Linked DNA regions of Homo sapiens: region 1 is linked to region 2. Evidence: read pairs that join two places in POLR2A ChIA-PET (ENCODE). Cell type or tissue: HepG2. All regions are shown on one strand.

Region 1 (2,500 bases), 160 kb before region 2:
CTCATACCTGCTGATAGTAAAGTTTCTTAGGTTGTCTAGGCTTGAAGAACTGTAGAAGATCTCTTAAAGTACCTTCATAATTATGTCTAAGAGGATTACCTGGGCCATCCCTATAACTACACAAGAAAACAGCATATAAATAAATGACTTGTTTATTTGCCTAAAAACAAATATCTGTGAGTGAGCATAAAAGCAAACCGCTGGCCTTACACCTGGTCTTGAAATTTGGACCTAGCATGGGGTTTAACTTAATACTCCTGTTTCCCAAGAACTAAGTCCCACTCGCTGTCACACTTGAATGCTCTCTGCAATAGTGACAAAACACACAGCAGCCTGGCAGGACTGACCAGCTGGACACATGGGAGATGCACTGAGGATGTATCTAAAGTCAGTCTGGCTTTGGATGAGGCTGTCAATTATTTTAACATCTCAGAGTAATGTGGTCAAGATGTGAGTGGTGACAATTCTGAAACTAAGCAAGAAATGGACTGTCAGGTGAAATGGCGAGCTAATTATTAAAATTAGTTCCAAGATGTTTCAATGAACTGTGGAAAGCATGCAGTCAAGACCAAGCAAGTGTCCACACATGTGACCTACCCTTGAGACTTGAAAAACTGCAGCAACATTGGATCTGTGTTGAGCCTCTGTGCAACTGTCTTTGCAACCTAAGACACAGAAAGGAAGGTTCACATTTTGGGGAAAAATTGAAACTTGGTCATAAACTTCATGCTTAATTACTTAAAATGTGCCATGAGCAGCCTGAATTTAAATTCCCTAGAAATTTATTAAACAGGAATAAACTATATTATTCCTTAATGAATCACCATGGGAGTAGCATATCTGATGAAGATAACTTTGGAAAGGGTTTTCACTTTTAATGGTGAGGTCTACAGGTTCTTTTCTGATGGCGATTATTCTAGCTCCCAAGGCAGAGAGCCTGAATCCATCAGTGGGAGATTTCCTCGGGCATAGCCCCTTCTGAACCAAAACCATGAGATAGCTTCTTCAACAAGCATTTTAAGAAAGAAATTTGTCTTTCTGGAGTGGGATCTGAAGAGGAAAGGAGCATTTATTAAATACCTGAAAATAATTCATTCTATTTGATAACGTAACCACAAATCCAGGATCATTAGGGATTGTTTTATCACAGAAAATGACATCAACGCGGTGGTAGAGATCTCGGAAATACTCCTTTGCGGTGGGTAATTCACTGTTATCATTTTCAGGGTCATCCCTGGTGGAGGGAGAAAGTTTGCAGTCTGAATCAAAGTCCATGGCAGGGGGTAGCTGGTAAAAATGGCATCATCTTTTACACAACAGTGACACCAACAGGCTCTCTTGCAAGATAAATTCAGGTTCCCCTTTGAGGGGGCCAGGCATCTGCCTGAGCTCCCTCTGTAAGCGAGGCAAGTATGCATGGGGATGCACTGAGCCAGGCGCAATGTAGTGGCTTTACATTCTCATCCCACTACAAAACAAAACCCCCTTAGGTAACAGCACCTGCTCTCCTCTACAGGAGCAGACCCAGACGCAGTGTCTTGCCCACAGACCTGACAGGTGGTGGAGCCCAGTCTCTGACCGTGAGTCAGGAAATCTGGGCTTTCGTGTGCCATCGAGCCACTTTCAGACACTGAGTGTCTAAGACCAAAGACTGGCTGGTTTACATGAAGACAGACTGAAATGAATTACCCAAGTAGGTACATTCTAAGGAGTTTCGATTTCATAAATCTCAGGGGAAGGAAGCAATTGTTCCCACTCTACTAATAGTTGCCACGTGCACTTGAGACATTTTAAGGAATTTTTAAGAAATTGAGAAGAGCTTTATGAGATGAAAATGTTCACCACACCTAATTTCAAAACCCAGAGAAAGCCTCTCAACAGTTACATTAAAAAAAACAAAAACAAAAACGTGGCTCGGGATCTAGGTACAAATGTTTCTTGGTTCTACAACTTAAAAAAATCCTGAAATTAGTACAAAGTGATACAATCCTTCACAAAGTACATACTTCTGAAATACTATGATGTCACCATCCATTAGTTCATCAAGGGCTTTATCAAGAGACACGTCATAGTCCTGAATTCTCTCTGTTAAATTCGGTTTAACTTCCTACAGTGAAAGATATAAAATTGTTACACTGCAAGTTTGTCTAACGTTTAATATGGCCAGATAGTCTTCCATGTACTTAAGTATTTTCTCTACACCCAATTCTATCCACCTTTTAAGTTAAAATGTTAACAGGAAAAGCTAAATGAATAAATCCACAAATATGTAACAATCAGATTTGATTCTACAACAGGTAAAAAAAAAAAATTCACAAATCTAAATATGTCATTCTCAAGATCATCTGAGGCCCTGAGTTAGCTGGTAGACCTAACACTGTAACAAATTCGGGGTAAAAAGAACAAACAAAACCCTCCACAAACTACTAAGAATATACTAATTATGGAAAAATAAACCATCCAAACCTCATAGAGGATAAGGCTAGTATCTTGAATAAAT
Region 2 (2,500 bases):
CCCGAGGAGTTGGCTGAGGGTGCTTTCATGTCGATGATACAAGACACAAATAGAGCGAAATGATTTATTCTGGGTCACTGGTGACTCAGTGTCTGGGAATAGAAACATACTCAGAAACCTTTGCTCTAATTAGTCAAGGTAATTATTAGGCACAATAATTAAGCATGAATGACCTCAGCCAGGCTGTTTTGTAACCTCTGGAATTTAAGACCTGTACTAATTTTGCTTTAATGACAGTATTCGTTGTGGCTTGCCACAAACCCTTTTTGCTTTTCCTGAGAAATCAAACATATTTGCCTCAAAATATAGTATTTTCAATGATGAATGCTTTGATTGACTCACTGTCACATTCTGGAGTCATTCCTTACATTATTTCCCTCTAATATAATTTTTGTTTTTGTGGGATTCTTCTTTTGTGTTTTAGTTTTTGGTTATTTTTACAGGTCAATTCTAGTCCCATTAGAAACTCCCCCCCAGCCCATTTTATTATTGAATCAATATTTATTGTGGGCCAGGTGTGGTGGTTCATGACTGTAATCCCAAAACTTTGGGAGGCCCAGGTGGGAGGACCACTTGAGGCCAGGAGTTTGAGACCAGCATGCACAACATAGCAAGACCCCATCTCTACAAAAAATAGAAAATTAACCAGGCATGTTGGTGTGTGCCTGTGGCTGAGGCAGAGGATCACTTGAGTCCAAGCATTTGAGGCTGCACTGAGCTATGATTGTGCCACTGCACTCCAGCCTGCGCAACACAGCAAGCTCCTGTCTAAAAAAAAAAAAAAATTCCACCCCTTAGTGTAGGCAGGGTTCTATAAGGAACAAAACACAGTTCCCACCTTGAGAAACTTCTCTAGGCTGGGCGTGGTGTCTCACACCTATAATCCCAGCACTTTGGGAGGCCAAGGTGGGAGGATCACTTGAGGTCAGGAGTTTAAGACCAGCCTGGGAAATATGGTGAAACCTTGTCTCCACTAAAAATACAAAAATTAGCCAGACGTGGTGGTGGGTGCCTGTAGTCCAAGCTACTTGGGAGGTTGAGGCAAGAGAATCGCTTGAACCTTGGAGGCGGGAGGTGGAGGTTGCAGTGAGTGGAGATTGTGCCACTGCACTCCAGCCTGGGCAACAGAACAAGACTCCATCTCAAAAAAAAAAAAAAAAAAAAAAGAGAGAAGAGAAAAAACTTATCTACGTGTGTAATTGGTAGTATGAGGAGGATTTGTAACACTTTATTTATTCCTTTAGCATACTGTTTGCTATGACCTCACTCAGCCAACATCTCCTGTGGTCTTACACCAGGCAAGGCTTGGCAATGTATGAGTTTGCTCCTTTAATCTTCAAAGCCGACCTAGAGGAATGTGCTATTATTAGTATTATTATTCTTATCCCCAGTTTGCAGATGAGAAAACTATAGCATGAGGGTTTAAGTAACCTGCCCCCAAATCACACAGCTGGTAGTTAGATGATGGTGGCAGAATCTGAACCCAGGGAGTTGATATCTGAGCCTGTGCTCTTACCTTCATCCTACTCAACTCATGATACTACAATTTGTGATTGTCTAAAAAGGACCTTAACTTCTCTAATATTGCACATTGCCCCTATATATTCATGCAACGAGCATTTGCTGATGGTTTGAGACCCTGGGGCCAAATCCTGGCTTGGTCAGCAATTAGGATTGCAGATTTTGGTAACAAAAATACAGGTCAGGGCCGGGCGCGATGGCTCACACCGGTAATCCCTGCACTTTGGGAGGCTGAGGTGGGCAGATCATCTGAGGTCGGGAGTTAGAGACCAGACTGGCCCACACGGCGAAACCCCGTCTCTACTAAGAATACAAAAATTAGCCAGGCATGTTGGTGGGTGCCTGTAGTCCTAGCTACTGGGGAGGCTGAGACAGCAGAACCGCTTGAACCCGGGACACGGAGGTTGTAGTGAGCTGAGATTGCACCACTGTACTTCAGCCTGGGTGACAGAGCAAGACTCAGTCTCAAAAAAAAAAAAAAACACAAAACACAAAAAAACAGGTCACCCAGTTAAATATAAATTTCAGATAAACAACAATTTTTTTTTTTTTTTCGAGACAGAGTCTCGCTCTGTCGCCCAGGCTGGAGTGCAGTGGCACGATCTCGGCTCAAAGCAAGCTCCGCCTCCCGGGTTCACGCCATTCTCCTGCCTCAGCCTCCTCAGCAGCTGGGCCTACAGGTGCCGGCCACCATGCCCGGCTAATTTTTGTATTTTTAATAGAAATGGGGTTTCACCGTGTTAGCCAGGATGCTCTTGATATCCTGACCTTGTGATCCTCCTGCCTCAGCCTCCCAAAGTGCTGGGATTAAAGGTGTGAGCCACTGCACCCGGCCAACAACAATTTTTTTTTTAGCATAAGTATGTTCCATGCCATATTTTATTTTATTTTATTTTATCTGGCAACCCTGCAGGGAATTGCTGTGTGGCCTTGGGTAGGTCTCTCAAACTCCCTGGTCTCAGATTCCTTGTATTCAAAA

The links. Peaks named below come from ENCODE experiments on the same cell type or tissue, not always from the same donor. Only the 100,000 strongest peaks of a DNase experiment are listed, where the experiment ranks them.
Region 1: POLR2A ChIA-PET joins it to region 2 with 6 read pairs; 1 of 35 experiments calls an interaction of 5 or more read pairs at or near these places.

Annotation. Positions count from the first base shown.
Region 1 is chr16:8,898,524-8,901,023 of GRCh38, forward strand. USP7 (ubiquitin specific peptidase 7) reads right to left here. Exons shown (of 31, transcript NM_003470.3): 20 at 2,467-2,500; 21 at 2,007-2,107; 22 at 1,081-1,234; 23 at 598-665; 24 at 8-116. Among named protein-coding and RNA genes, the nearest start is that of LITAFD, 17 kb to the left of the region's middle. In HepG2, a CTCF peak has its summit at 1,317; a DNase peak (open chromatin) is centred at 1,297.
Region 2 is chr16:9,054,576-9,057,075 of GRCh38, forward strand. No RefSeq gene overlaps it. Among named protein-coding and RNA genes, the nearest start is that of HAPSTR1, 36 kb to the right of the region's middle. In HepG2, no CTCF peak of the experiment used is centred here; a DNase peak (open chromatin) is centred at 1,286; H3K27me3 peaks cover 1,080 bases.